2 separate regions of the Homo sapiens genome follow, and region 1 is linked to region 2. A link is a loop called in an ENCODE intact Hi-C map of the cell type or tissue named here. Cell type or tissue: ascending aorta. All regions are shown on one strand. Each heading gives the region's core, and the rest is flanking DNA. Links, peaks and the distances in the headings are about the cores only.

Region 1 (8,495 bases), core at 1,205-6,204, 300 kb after region 2:
GATGCATATGTTAATTAGCTTGTGGTAATCATTTTACAATGTATATACCTACATCCAAACATCACATTGTATATCCTAAACATATACAACTTTTTTTGTCAGTCATACCTCAGTAAAACTTGTTGAAAATTTTTGCCTCTTTTTTAGGAATTTATAGATGAGGGATTTTTTTTCCTTCAGTCATTTTTTTTCCCTAAAAATCTGTTAAGTGGTATTTAAATATAAGACTCTCTATCTTAATAGCAGACTTTTAAAGTGTCCTGAGTAGCAAAAGTAAATACTTAAAAATGTATTGAAACAAAAATAGAAGTAAAAGGAAATAAAAATAACCTCTACCACCATTGTTTAAATGTACAGAATTGTCATCTCAACCACCCATATTTACTTGGTATGAACTCCTGTTTATTATTAAGATTCTTGATTCTTAACGTATGGAATTTAGAACTATAAAATGGACAGTCTTAATATTACTTCACCTCATACATCTTTTAAACTGTTTAAATCTAGAGTAAATGGTTACACAAAACACATGTGAAGTTGGGGCTGATTCTCTTCCTTTGGTATGGAAAAAAGAACAGCAACCATGAAATAAGAATTGTATATGATCCATGAAAAGGAAAGGAAAAATTAAGCTAATAACTATCAGTGAGATCTATAAACCCATTTCCCATCTCTTCACAAGTATTCCCAAGAAATATTATTCTTTCTACATTTGTGATCAATTATTTCAAGACCAGTTTTAATTTGAAGGATTATAATCCTATTATCCAATTACTTGGCAAAAGACAAGCTCAGATTTATATTTTTAATACTGCCTTCTTTTTCAGTGATGGATTACATAACAAGTTCTTTGCAAATTCTGTTTATTATTAGGCACATTTCTGGTTTTGACAAATTAAGCCTGTCTGCTTTTGTCATCACTTCTTAAGCTTTATACAGTATCTACACAATTTGAGGGAATACTTTTTGTTTCCACTCAGAGTTTGGTTAATGCTTTCTTCTTACTATTTTGTGATGGTTTGTCTTATAACACACTGGTGCCTCCTTTTCTTCATTTCTTCCTTTTTTCTTGCCTTCCCTCCTTTCTTTCTGAGAAATGTTAACACGGATCCACTCAATGGCACTGTGCTGTTGACGTAGAATAAAACAAAATAATGTGCCATTGTGTAGGTGACTCACCCTCAAGATTGCTCCAGTTAAGGAGAGAATCTATCCCTGAGTTTTTATATTACTAATTATTGAGTGGCAGCTTTTCTTTTCTTTGGGTTTCACAGCATGTGCCTTTGGACAAAGAACTAGGGAAGATGTAAAAGATGAGTTTATAATACATCAAGATATAAATGTTAACACCCTATGCTGTTCATGTAAATACTAAAAACACTATGAAAGATCATCAGCAGCAGTTTTTTCTTGCACTTTTTCAGCTCTCTTGACATATATGGTTACAGTTGGAGGCATTTTTCAGTGTACCAATTAAAATATTTTTTTTTCTACACAATCCAGCAAAAGTGTGAGAGTAAACATAATAGAATTTGAGTTAGCGAAAGTTAGTATGACATGTGAGGTTGTGGTTTTAGTGCATAGTGGTTATTTGTTTATGAATCTTATTCTGGCTGTGTCTCATTTACCGTTCTCAACTCTGTCTCTGCATTTCTTTCACCAAATGCCTCCTTGCATGGTGTTTAAGCCTGCAAACTCTTCTTTCCTGGTTCCATCCCGGTATCATTCTTTTTTTATGACCAAACTACACTGTGTACTGAGTGAAGGACAGTGCTACTTTTAAGAGATAGGATCTTGGCTGTGCCACTAATTAACTGGTGCCCTTAAGAAAGTGAATTAACCTTGTTGAAATACAGTTTCCTCAATTATAACACATTTACAGTTCCCTATATGACCTATGATGCAGCTTTCTGAAATTTCTTGATTCATTTATTTTGAGTTTGTGTTCTTTTTAGTCTAAATCTCATTATCCTCAAATTCCATTCTCCTTTGCAAATCCAGGTGTTCAATCATGTAGGTAAAATAGAAGTAGGATTAAGAAAGTCATGAGGGAAACAACTTGGCTATGAAACATTGTAAGAACAGCAACAGTAAAGAAGTTTTGGAGTCTTGTGCTCATCTTTTTTGTCCTTTTCTTGCCCCTCCCAACAGTTGTGTCTTTCTCATATATACATTTATTCAGCAAACATTATTGAACACCTTCCAAAGATCTGATGCTGGTCAGACTCTCAGAACCCAGATACGAACCAGACGAAGAGTCAGGAATATCCGTCTGGGGAAGCTACAGAAGAGAAAGCTGACATTTTCTCTAGCTGAGCAATCCACAAGCTGTTATGGATACATATAGGAGACACAGAGAGATAATAATAACCTAGAGAAACAATTCCTCAATCAATCCTGGTTTTCCTCTCATATTTCTGCAGCCCATCTATGTCCCTCTGAATCCTTCTTTGTAGCTTAGTGCTCATGAGTAGGCTCTGAAGTCAGACTTCCTGCACTGGTAGCTCAGCTCCTTAATCTAGTTACTTTGTGGCCCTAGAAAGTCATTTAACCTCTCTGTCAGTTTTCTCATCTGTAAAATGTGAATAACAATAACTGTCTAGGTTATAAGATTATGAGAGTTGAATGTATATATAATGTTTAGTATAGCTTTTTGCACGTAATAAGCATTCAATAAATTAACTATTCATATTAATTATCTCTACTTTTGTCATTTCCTCTAAGTGTTTTAAGAAGACATTGAATTTGTAAACTTCTAGATGTTTCTATTCAAAATGATATTCTCCTCACAAACCACTTTTTGGCTGTAAACTCCGGGATGGCAGGTATTTTTGTTTTTGTGTGTGTTTGTTTTTAATTATATTTTCAAATGCTAGTAAAATTCTGGCACAAATAAATATTAGAAGAAAGAAGGAAGGCAAGAGTTACTTGCATTGTTGAAAACAATAATAATGTCAACTGCATGTTGATAAACAGGTAGAAATTCCTAAAATATATTAAAACAAGATAAAGATGATAAGACAACACTAATTCTTAGCTAAAAACTGAAGTATCATTACTTCTCTTCAGCATCTCCTGGGACTGAATCTATCCTCCCAGAGCCCATCTAGACAAAAGATCCCCATCTACTGGATAATGTGTGAACAGCATCTAACGAATATGATTCTTATGTATGTTAGGGAGTTAATTTAATTTTCCTTAAAAATGCATAGCATGGAATGTCATATTTGGGACTGTTTTGTGAGGTCTTGCTCAAGGAGAGGAGATTAGTGTTGCAGAGTGACCTGGAAGTGGTAGGGGGGAAACGTTCATAATTTACTTAATTTGCTGCTATTGTTACCATATTATTCATTCAGCATGTTCTATTTTTGAAATTAAAATACAGTTTTAGAGGCGCAGTGGCTCATGCCGGTAATCCCAGCACACTGGGAGACTGAGGTGGGAAGATTGCTTGAGCCCAGGAGGTCGAGGTTGCAGTGAGCTGTGATCATGCCACTGTACTCCATCCTAGGTGACAGACTGATACCCAGTCTCCAAAAAATAAAAGAAAAAGAAATATGATTTTTTAAAAATTTAATCATTATCAATATGAGTTTGCCTAAATCCCCCTTCACCTTCCTTTCAGTTATAGTTTTAGGAGCCAACAAAATATATTTTCTTCCTTATTTCATGTGTTACAGGACTTTTGATAGGCAAGCTCTCTATAAGGGTTTGCTTAAGTTATTTTCTATACCCTGAAGCTTGCCTTTTCTTTTCATTAATACCACCCTGGAGAAATGGCATATATGACAATGTGGCATTTGTGACTTATACAATATAGCAATGTGGCTTATGGATGAATGAAAGGGTAATGCCCATCTTTTTTTTTTTTTTTTTTTTCATTCAGTAGAGACGGATTTTTGCTATGTTGGCCAGGCTGGTCTCGAACTGGCCTCAAGTGATGTGCCCACCTCAGCTTCCCAAAGTGCTAGGATTACAGTCATGAACCACCCAGTGACCAGCCAGTGCCCATGTTTTTAAAAGGCTGTGGAGCTTCCTATTGTCCTGAGAAATACCTGGACAGCAAAGTGTGTGACCCCACCCAACCCTGCCACTGGTAGTTAGGCAGGCATTGCATGCTAGAGCTTCTGGCCCTGTGGCCTGCTTCTGTTTGAACTCAACTGGTGGGCACAGCTCGCTGTTGTCCCAGTAAGCACATGGACAGTAACATGGGCATTTCCACCCACCCCTGCCATTGGTAGCCAGGTGAGCAATGACTGTTAGAGTTTCTAGCCCAGTGGTTCTACTTCTGCCTGAATTTGCTGAGGGATGCAGTCTTCTGTTGCTCTAGAAACATCCAGATGTCAGGGTGGGCAGGTCCACCAATCTTACCTCCCATAGCCAAATGAGCCATACATGCTGGAGGTTCCAACCTGACAGTCCTGCTTCCACCTAAACTCTGTGGTCAGTTGCAACCTCATGTTTTCACAGGAAGCACACAGATGCAGATCAGGGCCAACCTGGCAAGGATATGGCTTATCTGCCTGAGGAGGCCCTTGGACCACAACACCGAGAAGAAGAACTGAAGCATGGGGAGAATAATCAGAGGTGTCATTAAGACACAGTAGCAAACTAGCATCAAAGCCAGTCAACTGAACCCACCTTATACCATAATCAAACCCCCAAGGGCATCAAATAAGATAAAAGAAAACAAAACAAACAAACAAACAAAAAAAACAAGTCTATCAAAAAGACAGCAACTTCAAAGATTGAAGGAACATCATCAGCCCACATAAATGAGAAAGAACCAGTGTAAGAACTCGTTCAACTCTGGCAACTCAAAAAGCCAGAGCACTTTCTTTCTTCCAAATGACCACACTTGTTCCCTAGCAAGGGTTCTCAACAAGGCTGAAATGGCCGAAGTGACAGAAATAGAATACAGAATATGGATGGGAATGAAGATCATCAAGATTCAGGAGAATGTAGAAACTCAATCCACAGAATCTAAGAATCATAATAAAATGATACAGGAGCTGATATACAAAATAGCCATTATAAGAAAGAACCAAACTAATCTGATAGAGCTGAAAAATACACAAGAATTGCATAATGCAAATGTTATTAACAGCAGAATAGACCAGGCTGAGGAAAAAATTTCAGAGCTCAAAGACTGGCCCTCTGAAATTACTCAGTCAGACCAAAATGAAGAAAAAAGAATGAAAAATAATGAACAAATCCTCCAAGAAATATGGGATTACATATAAAGACCAAATCTATGATTCACTGATGTCCCTGAAAGAGGGAAAAAACAAGCAACTTAGAAAACATATTTCAGGTATCATCCATGAAAACTTTCCCAACCTTGCTAGAGAGGCCAACATTCAAATCTAGGAAATGCAAAGAAACCCTGTGAGATATTACATAAGGAGATCATTCCTAAGTGACATAATGATTACATTCTCTAAGGTCAAAATGCAAGAAAAAATGTTAAAGGCAGCTGGAGAGAAGGGGTGGATCACCTACAAAGGGAACCCCATCTGGCTAACAGTGCACTTTTAAGCAGAAACCCACAAGCCAGAAGACATTGGGGACATGTATTCAGCTTTCTTAAAGAAAAAAAAATTCCAACCGGGAATTCCATGTCCAACCAAACTAAACTTCATAAGTGAAGGAGAAATAAGATCCTTTTTCAGAGAAGCAAATGGTGAAATAATTTGTTACGACTAGACCTGCCTTACAGGAGCTGCTGAAGGAAGCTCTATGGAAAGGAAAGACCGTTACCAGCAAGTACAAAAACACACTTAAGTACACAGACAAGTAAACTATAAAGCAACCACAAAAAAGAGTCTGTATTTAACATCAACAACTACCATCACAATGACAGGATCAAATCCACATGTATCAAAACTAACCTTCAGTGTAAACAGGCTAAATGCCCCCATTTAAAAGGCACAGAGTGGCAAGGTGGATAAAGAAATGAGACCAAATGTTATGCTGTCTTCAAGAGACCCACCTCATATACAATAACATTCTTAGGCTCCAAATAACAGGATGAAGAAAAATATACAAAGCAAAGAAAACACAGAATAAAGCAGAGATTGTAACTGTAATTTCACACAAAATAGACTTTAAACCAACAAAGACCAAAAAGACAGTGAACAGCATTATATAATGGTAAAGGGCTGAATTCAACAAGAAGACCTAACTATCTAAATATATGTGCACCCAATATAGGAACACCCAGATTCACAAAGCACATTCTTAGAGACTTATGAAGAGATGTGAATTCCTGCACAACAATAGTGGAAGTCTTCAACACTCCACTGACAGTATTAAACATATCATGGAGGCAGAAAATTAACAAAAATATTCAGGACTTGAACTCAATACTTGCCCAAATGGACCTAATAGACATCTACAGAACTCTCCACCTAAAAGCAACAGAATATACATTCTTTTCATCACATGGTACATATTCTAAAATGGTACACACTCTAAAATCAGACATAAAATAGTACTCAGCAAATGTGGAAAAACAAAAATCACACCAAACACAGTCTTGGGCTACAGTGCAGTAAAAATTGAAATCAATACCAAGAAAATCCCTCAAAATAACACAATTACATGGAAATTAAACAATCTGCTCCTGTATGACTTTTGGAAAATAATGTAATTAAGGCAGAAATCAAGAAAATCTTTGAAACTAATAAGAACAAAGATACAACATACCAGAATCTCTGGGACACAGCTAAATCAGTATTAAGAGAGAAGTTTCTAGTACTAAACACCCATATCAAAAAGTTAGAAAGATCTCAAATTAACAACCTAACATTACTAGCAGAAGAACTGGAGAAGCAAGAGCAAACCAACCTCAAAGCTAGCAGAAGACAAGAAATAATCAAAATCAGAGCTGAACTGAAGGAAATTGAAACGTGTAAAACCACATAATACATCAACAGATGTAGGTGTTGGTTTTTTGAAAAAATTAATAAGATAGACGACTAGTTAGACTAATAAAGAGAAGAAGAGAGAAGATTCAAATAAGCACCATTAGAAATGGCAAAGGGGACATTACCACTGACCTCACAGAAATACAGAAGAACCATCAGAGACTACTATGAACACCTGTGTTCACACAAGCTAGAAAATCTAGAAGAGATGCATAAATTCCTGGACACATACAATCTCCCAAAACTCAACCAGAAGAAATTAAATCCCTGAACAGACTAATAACAAGTTCCAAAGTTGAATCAATAATAAAAACCCTACCAACCAAGAAAAGTCCAGTTGGATTCACAGCCAAATTCTACAAGATGTATAAAGAAGAGCTGGTTTTTAAAAAATTGTCAAGTTTCCTCCCCAGTTTTTTGGAACAGTTTCAACAGGAATGTAATAGATATAAAAATCCTCAGCAAAATACTAGCAAAATGAATCTAGCAGCACATTAAAAAGCTAATTCACCATGATCAAGTAGGCTTTATCCTTGGGATGCATGTTTGGTTCAACATATGCAAATCAATAAATGTGACTCATCACATAAACAGAACTAAAAAAACACATATTTATCTCAATAAATGTAGAAAAGGCTTTCAATAAAATTCATCATCCCCTCATAGTAAAAACCCTCGATAAACTAGGCATTGAAGAAATATACTTCAAAAAAATAAAAGCCATCTATGACAATCTCACAGCCAACATTATACTGAATGGGCAAAAGCTGAAAGGATTCCCTTGAAAAACAGCTCAAGTGTGCCCTCTCTCACCACTCCTATTCAATATAGTATTGGAAGTCCTGGCCAGAGCAATCAGGCAAGAGAAAGAAATAAGAGACATCCAAATAGAAAGAGAGGAAGTCAAATTCTTCCTATTTACAGATGATGTGATTCTATATCTAGAAAACCCCATTGTTTCTGCCCCAAAGGTCCTTGATCTGAGGAACAACTTCAGTAAACTTTCATTATACAAAATCAGTGTACAAAAAATTAGTGTCATTCCTATGCACCAACAGCATCCAAGTCAAGAGCCAAATTAGGAGTGAAATTCCATTCATGACTGCTACATAAAGAATAAAATACCTAAGAATACAGCTAACCAGGAAGGTGAAAGATCTCTACAATGGTAATTACAAAACACTGCTCAAACAAATCAGAAATGGCATAAACAAATGGAAAAACATTTCATGCCTAGGGATAGGAAGAATAACATCATTAAAATGGCCATACTGCCCAAAGGAAGTGTACAGATTCAATGCTATTTCTATCAAACTACCAATGACATTCTTCACAGAATTAGAAAAACTATTTTAAAATTCATATGGAACCAAAAAAAGAGGCCACATAGGCAAGGCAATCATAAGGAAAAAGAACAAATCTGGAGGCATAACATACTCAACTTCAAACTGTAGTACAGGCAACAGTAACCAAAACAGCATAGTACTGGTTCATAAACAAATAAATAGAACAGTGGAACAGAGTAGACAGCACAGAAGTAATGTTGCACACCTACAACCATCTGAT
Region 2 (8,495 bases), core at 1,976-6,975:
TTTGTCATGCCCCCGTTCATACAGGACCAGTGTGACCCACCATGTAATTCCATGCCCAGAACACATGAACTAATACTTATTGTTAACTCAATGTCCCCAAATCAAGAGCTCAGATAAACCTATGTATATTTCCTGGTACCAGTACATATTTTTTTATAGATCTAACTTGGAAGAACATCCATTTTTATACTGCTTTTTTATTCCCATAAAGTTTAAATTTTAGATATTTATAGCATGGCATACACTCTGAAGAAAAGTGTACATGGTATAGTGTATGTCCAGACGTTGATTCTTTCAACAGATTGATACCAGATATATTAAGACTGATTTCAAACACACAAGAGCATCTATGGCCAAATGGAAACTGTCCTTTAATCACTTTCAGAAACTACAAACTTAATCCATTGTTCAAAATGAATTTTTTTTTTTTTGACACAGGATTTCACTCCTGTCAGCCAGGCTGGAGTGCGATGGCGTGATCTTGGTTCACTGCAACCTCTGCCTCCTGAGCTCAAGCAATTCTCCTGCCTTAGCCTCCCGAGTAAAGACTACAGGCGTGTGCCACTACTCATGGCTAATTTTTTGTGCGTTTTGTAGAGACGGGGTTTCACCGTGTTGGCCAGGCTGGTCTTGAACTCCTGAGCTCAAGCGATCTGCTTGCCTCAGTCTCCCAAAGAGTTGGCATTACAGGCATGAGCCATTGCACCTGGCCTCAGACTGATTTTTGAACTTCTACCCTGAAATTGCTTTGGGCCTTCATTTATAAGTCATACTAGAAAATCGGTACATTAACTGAAAAGTATACTTTATTTTTAACAAAGAACAGGATTATGCAACAAAATCACCCAACTTCCTGACCAGATTTGGCAAAAATATCATGCTTAGCTAATTCCAAATATCAAACCTTACATCAGAATACAAAAATTCTATACACTTTGAAGGAATTTTTTAAAAAAAGATTCACTATAGAGTGTAAGGAAAAAAGAAAAGATTCACTATTGATTCAGTAGACAAATTCCAAAGACAAGAACTACAAATATTTTGAGTAATGACAGTCATTTTTGAAATAAGTGTACGGGTCCTTCAAGGAATAGCTCAAATAAACTACTCCACAAAGCTTTCTATGACCTTTCTACCCTTTCCCCTAGGTTAGAAGTAATTTTGTTTTTCTTTGGATATAAACCTTGATATACCTTGTACCTTTCTGATTATAGTAACTCCTTTACCTTTCAGCAAAATTGTGATTTTCCTTCTAAACTGTAAAATCATTATATATCCCCCTTTATCAGTTAACTAAGTGCCTCAAATTTATTATTTCATTCCATCAATATTTATTTCAAGCACTGACAATACAGCAGTGAAAACAATAGTCTGCCAGAAAAGAAGGTCTGTAAATGTGGTCCTTGGTTCAGTGGCATCAGCATCACCAGGAAACATCTTAGAAATTAAAAGTTTGGGGCCCTACTCCAAATCTATTGCATCAGAAACAGAGAAATCTTTGAACAAGTTTTCCAGGTAATTCTAATGCAAGCTCAATTTTGAGAACCACTACATTATAAGATTGCAATCATAGTTGCCAGGCACAGTGACTCACGCCTGTAATCCTGGCACTTTGGAAGGCGGAGGTGGGTGGATCATTTGGTCAGGAGTTCAAGACCAGCCCGGCCAACATGGTGAAATGGTGAAACCCCGTGTCTACTAAAAATACAAAAATTAACCAGGTGTGGTGGTGCATGCTTCTAATCTCAGCTATTTGGAGGCCAAGGTTTGAGGATTGCTTGAACCCGGGATGTGGATGTTGCAGTGAGCTGAGATCGCACCACTGCACTCCAGCCTGGGCAACAGAGTGAAACTGTCTCAAAAAAAAAAAAAAAAATTAAATAAATAAATAAATAAAATTAAATTAAATAAAAAGAATGCAATTATAGTATAGTAGCTGATAGATGATAGATAGACAGACAGACAGACAGATAGATAGATAGATAGATAGATATTTTGTTTTCACCTCTGTATCCTCAGCACCTGGGATAGAGCTCAGCACAGGTGGATGTTCATTATATATTTGTTGAATGAATGACAGGAAATGACTTTAAAGTTTGCTAATTCACAAATATTTCATTTTACCAAGGACGGAGCCTGTGGCATTGAATAACGTGCCTCAAATCAAAGACAAGACATGCTGCCAGGACCCTTGTCATTTTATTCCTAGGTCAGTGATAGTTCTTCCATGTTGCCATTTGATGAAATGGATATGCAATAAAGTATGTAGAGATGGAAGAGAGTGATATGTTTTAGATTATCAAGGAAAGCTTTCTGATGGAAATGAGATTTAGGGAAGGGTTATAATCTGGCATAGATAGGTAGAAGATGAAGAAAATAAACCAGAAGCTAGTAATAGCCAACGCAAGAAATTGGGACCTGGTGTTTTTTACGGCCTCAGAGGAAACCAAGAGAGTTGGTGAGGAGTGTGACAAAAGATGGGCTTCTGGGACAGATTATAAAAGGTTTTGAAGTTCAGATTCATGAATGTGAACTTGATGTGAGAGTCAGTAGGCTTCCTTCACCACCCCCTGAAACATGAACATAGAATAATAATGGCAGAGGCTTAAGAATACCAAACTTATCTAATCCTTTTCTATATATTTTCTACCTAGGCTGTTCTTTTTTAATACCTTATAACTTTTAATCTAAATTGTGGTGGTTGTTCTTCCTACATATAACACACTCTGTTACGTAGCTTCATTCTCATTACTTCTCTCCATCCCTTCACATATTCTCCTCTGGCTAAATTGTACCACTCACTTTTTATCATACATGATCTGTATTTTTTCACCTCCTAGCTTTTTGTGATACTATTTGTCAGGGATGCTTCCTTTTTTCCTCTTCTTCTCTTCCCTCCCCCATGTTTAAATCTTTCTGTTCTTCAATGCTCACCTCAAAGACTTCCATTTAGAGTACTGGTTTGGTACTCATTATCTTCTATATTAGAGGTATCAATATTCTTGTATTACCATAAAATCCATATCTGATTGATATTCTCCACAATGCCTGGTCCAGTGCCTTTTATATTCCAAGCACTTAGTAAATATTTTTAAATTAATACAAGATCATCTTACAATAACAAAATATAGATGTTAACCAAATGATAATTTAGTGCCTTTTGCTTACAAAATACTTTTCTCTGGGTTCCCACATTTAGTCTTGATAACAGTCTTATGAAGTACATGCAATTGTTTCCTGATTTTTAACAATGAAGAAACTCAGAGAGTTATTATGTAGAACTTTACCTAACAATGGACTCACTCAAAATACAGATGCTTTATAAAGGCAAACTCTGAGCACTTAGTAGGGAGAAGGCTCTTTGATAAATGCTTTATATAATATAATATTTTATTCTTTCTGCAACCTTTTGAAGATAGGCAGTCATAGTTCCTCAATTTATAGGTAAAGAACAGAGGCACAGAGAAGTTAACTAGTGTGCCTATGTCAACTAGCAGAACGAGGATTTGAACACAAACCATTTGGCTTAAGAAATCAAGCTCATAAATCATTGTTCTATTAAATGAGTTGCCTAAGGATACATAGCTACTAAGTGGCATAACGACAACCTGAAAGCAGGTCTCCTGAATTTGAACTTTCTATTTCATAAGTAGTACAGTAATCACAAGTTATTGACGCCTGGGCACCATCTCCCTTGGCATTTTTCCTGTTTGTCTCTGAGTGTAACTAATTGCAGTTGTGACATCACAATCAGTGCTGTGGTAACAGATGGACTGTGAGGTATAAAGACTGAAGCAATAGAGAAAATGTTTCCTTTTTCAATTTGCAGGACTATAGTTAAACTTCACCTAAAGACTTTTATAAAGCATCCAGTTAGTTAAAGCATGCATTTTTCCATAAAATGAAAGAGCTCAAATTAATTTGGTATATAACTTTTTTTCCCAAAATGCTTAGTGTATTTAATATGAAACAATGTACAGAGGAATAAAAAGCAAATTTCATGTACTCAAACTCCTAACCTCAAATGCTCCACCTGCGCTGGCCTTCCAAAGTGCTGGGAGTGAGCCACAATGCCTGGCCCTGAATTTCATTTACTTATACACAGGATGAATCACTGTTATTGGCAAGTGCAGATTACATGAATTTGGGGCTGCTGGGAGTCTGCCATTTCTGGACTTGAGGTTGAACAGAACCAAATGTTCTCCCTGGAAGGGATTGCGAAGTCCAGCCCAATTTTTTTTTTTTTAATAGATAAAGAAAAGAAAATGACGCCCAGGAAAGGAAAGAAATTAGACCAGGCTCAAATGTCCAGTTACTGATCTAGCTTGTAAAAGGATTTAGATATTCAGATTTTTCTCATCCAAACTATACTCTCAGCACTTAGAAAAGGCAGTAGAGTGAAGGAATTAAGAGCACAGAGATTTTAATGTCAGAATGACTTAGATTGGCTACCTAGTTCAACACGTAATTTTGTGGCATTGTACAAATTACTTCGCCTCTCTGTGGTTCCATTTCCACATCTTTTAAATGAGAGTAATGTCACCTGTATTGGATTATTGTGTGGAATACATGATATACTTATATTTTTATTATTCCTTACATTGTATGGTCATTATTAATCTACATTGGTTATCTAGTAATAGTAGATGAAGTAGCATCTTATGTGGAAAGAGACACAAGTTTTAGTCTGATGCTATTTATTTGGGGGCCTATATCTTTATTTTTATTATTGAAAGGCTTGTACTTGTACTAATGGTCTTGTCAGATTATATTATTTTCAAGTTGTACAACCTTAACACTGCCATTTTAGCCTTTGGTAGATTTGTAGTTGAAATGGATACTTTTTAGGCTTGATCCCATAGAATACTTCAATGAGAATTTTACCGATCATCTTGGTGCACATTAGGTTCTTGTACTAAACCATGAAATGCACTCTTCAAATATGTAGTCGGCTAGAATTCCACTTGTCCATTTTTATTAAAAGGGCCTGCCTGAACTTTGACTGTGGAGGATATAGGCTTATTTAACACCACATCGTTCTGCCACACAAGGTACCTACTCGAGCGCATAGTCCTGTTCAGGGTGATATTAGGACTACTACTTTTAAGTGTGCACTGGCAGACGTAGGCCATTTATTCAAACATAGAAAGGCATAGCTAATTAGACAAGAAGCAGAGCTCCCTTATTCGTGCTTCAGGCTGTCACCCGAAGGAACGCAGAAGTATCCTCATAAACTGTGGAAAAGTACAAGCCCTGTAACTAGGTCTGAATAAAGATACCCTATTTAAGTGGAACAACGCATGAATCTTTTTTTTTTTTCCTGTGACCGGAACAATACAACACCTCACTTCAGAGAAATGTGTAAACTGCCACTCACTTCAGAAATTTGGCTAGTATATCTCTTCTGAGGCTAGGTTGGTCTGAGAATGTGCCTATATTTGTACCAAGTTACAGGAAAGAGGCCTTTCTGAAAACATTTGATTCCAGGCTCAGACTGTTGAAAACAACAAATGTCAGTTTAACAGAATATATTTTAGATTCATTATCACAGTTGAATGATCCTTGAAAAACATTATGTCAAGAATTCCAGTTTAAATTTACCTTCTAACTCTGGATTCTTGAGTTAGAAATTAGAAAACCTAAAATCTAATGTTTATAGGAATGTAGTAGCTAGCATTTTATGGTACACGTACAGAAACCAATTCCAACCAAGGTAAGCAAAGGAAGTGGTGGTTATTTTCATGACATTTTGTTATCTCTCAGAACCCACAGAAATTAATCTGCTAGGCTGCTGTATTAGAATACCACAGACTTAAACAGAAATTTATTTTCTTACAGTCCTACATGCTGGAAGTTCAAAATCAAGGTGCAAGTAGGTTAGGTTTTTCCTGATCCTCTCTCCTTGGCTTGCAAATGGCTGCCTCCTCAGTGTCCTCGCGTCACCTGCTGTGTGCATGCACTCTGGTGTCTCTTCCTTTTCCTGTAGGAACACCCATTGTATTAGATGAGGGGTCCACACGTATGACCTCATTTAATTATAATTATCTCTTTAGAGGCTCTGTCTCTAAATACAGTCACATTGTGGGCTAGGGCTTCAACATATGAATTTTGAGGGACATAATTGACTCCGTAACAAGCAGTAATGCAGTAACCTCTAGGAAAAGAAAAAATGGGTAATTGTTGGCATTCAGAATACTCTATTCCCATCTCTTTCTCTCTCTCTCAAAATCTTTGTCTCCCACTCCCTTCCTCACTCCCTCTTCGCTGCATCTCTTTGTACATTTGTGGTGGTTTTCCTCTGTTGAAGGATCAGATCTCCTATTTCTCTCTCTAGTCCATTGTCATTCCAGTTTTCTGGAACTGGGAATCTGAAGGTCCAGCTTTATTCTGGTGTGTATCTGTGATTCAATTCAGCATTGTTAAGAGGTTGGAGCCAGAGTGATAGTGAGACCATTTACTAGTCTATGTCTGCTGGGGCCGGGTAGTCAGCTGGAGCAGGAGGAAGCCTACAGACCTTTGCGGTGCCAGTTGTTAACCTCCTTTACCTTCCAGGTCATGGAGAGGTCAGGAGACTGACTTGAGGGGCTTGAGGGAGCATCTATCATCCTGTACCACTGGTGTAGCCATACTGGTTACTGCTGAATGTCTATCCTGGTTGACCATGAATTCCAAAAATACTTTGGTGACCTACTCTTATGAAGGAAGGGAGCAGTTAAAAGGGCTGTTTTGAGCTAGACAGCCATTTCCAATGCACATTCTGCCAGAGAAAGTTTGTCCACAACCTTCCTCTAAATCATTCTCTCAATCTCTACAAAACATAAAACATTATTTCCAAAAATAGATCATTTTCTTAGAAATGTTTAAATGTGGACTTCCAGTTAGAAAAATGGTCTAATATAAAACAGTAGAGGAATGTTTAGCCACCAATTCACAGTTTTTAGAAAGTTCCCACCATATATAATGCGTGATCTTCTTGAAGGTGAATACACTGTACTTTTAAAATATCAAACTCTTCCATCCTTCATATAAAAATATTGACCATTTTTCTTGACAGTTTAATGACAAAATCATAGCAACAATTCTTTCAGTTATTATCATCTTTATCACTATCATCTGACATTTATGCTGAAATAGCTGTGTATACGTTCTTGCAGAGCAGTACAATGAGAAACTTTTCTCTCTGGCCTCCAGGTGTTTGTCAATTCCATCCTGGCTCTGGGGAACAAAACAAGTGCCTGCAGGAAAACAGGGAAGTGCAAATGACCTATTCCTCTAGAGCTCAGCCTTTTGTTAGCCTTGAAAATGGAATTGCCTGTGTTGGTCCATAGCCCTTGAGGGGTCTAGGAAAGAGAAGCTGATGCCTGCAGGGAGAATAAAGAAAGTGCCAACATTTTTCTGCCCATGTAGTGGTCTGGAGTTTGCTGCCAAGTGGTCTGGAGTTTGCTGCCAAGGTCCCAGGACTGGGTAATAGTTGCAGGTCTTCATTCTTATCAGCAGGACTTCCACAGGGAGGAGAGGTTCTGGGAAATCCTCCTGACAGCAGGTGTCTGCAAATGGGGAGGCAGAGATGAGGGAGGGAAGGAAAGTGTTTGCATCCCCACCAGGAAGGAAACTTACCTGACACATTTCGTAGCAGCAAGGGTTTGACAATGCTTTAGGATACTAAAGCTAGGATACTCATTATTCAACTAAATGTTGAATTTTATATATATCAGCATGTATTTTATAAATACTGAGTATATACTCTGTGGAAGGTAGGCACACAGTTGAACAATATGGGAGTTTAAATGTGAACGAAAATGTGACTTCTCTTTTCAGTAGTACTTTCACAGGAAACTTTATCATTAGCCTTTCTCTTGAACTTACACTGAGGATTTATGGTGCTCAGATTTGAGTCTCTGGCAGAACAGCTGTGCCTGCAAGGAGTTTCCCTTCTGTCAGACAAGATAGAGAATAGACGATTTGAGCAGACAGCTTCCAAATGCATTTTTTGATTTGTTTGATTTCCTGAGAGGTATATAGAAAATGAAAATGTAACTGCTGTTCATCCATTGACCCTCTTTCTGAGGTTCAAGATGAAAGATTTTTTTTTTCTTTATTACTGAGAAAAGCACTGTCCCCGAATTCTATCTACCTGTACATACTGAAGATAGGGATTATGATTTATAGTGGCATTCCACTCAAAGTCAGCATAACACTAACAGCTCCTCACACACCCCTTCATCTAGAAGCAGAAGCTTCAGGCAAGCCTGCTCTATGGATAGTACATTGTTGCCAGGCCATTGATTCATTGAGCAGCTAATGGTCCTTTCACGACCAGAGTTCTTAAACGTTAACCTTAAAGCGTAATTTCTTGAGAACAAATTTAAGTACCACATAAGTAAACATAGAACCAAGTTTATTACTTAAATGACTACGATTAAATTTAAATATCATTGTGCTTTAAGCAAATGATGCTATCAGTTTCTTCTCAAAAGTGAAGCATGATAACTTGC

Evidence for each region. Peaks named below come from ENCODE experiments on the same cell type or tissue, not always from the same donor. Only the 100,000 strongest peaks of a DNase experiment are listed, where the experiment ranks them.
Region 1: it touches region 2 in a loop (2.9-fold over the local background); 1 of 110 quality-filtered maps calls a loop at or near these places.

What each region holds. Positions count from the first base shown.
Region 1 is chr10:52,001,393-52,009,887 of GRCh38, forward strand. All of the region lies in intron 5 of PRKG1 (protein kinase cGMP-dependent 1), which reads left to right. Among named protein-coding and RNA genes, the nearest start is that of CSTF2T, 310 kb to the left of the region's middle. In ascending aorta, for the core only: a CTCF peak has its summit at 3,135; no DNase peak of the experiment used is centred there.
Region 2 is chr10:51,702,283-51,710,777 of GRCh38, forward strand. All of the region lies in intron 3 of PRKG1 (protein kinase cGMP-dependent 1), which reads left to right. Among named protein-coding and RNA genes, the nearest start is that of CSTF2T, 6.9 kb to the left of the region's middle. RefSeq lists an enhancer at 6,994-7,494. In ascending aorta, for the core only: no CTCF peak of the experiment used is centred there; a DNase peak (open chromatin) is centred at 4,129; H3K27ac peaks cover 4,870 bases.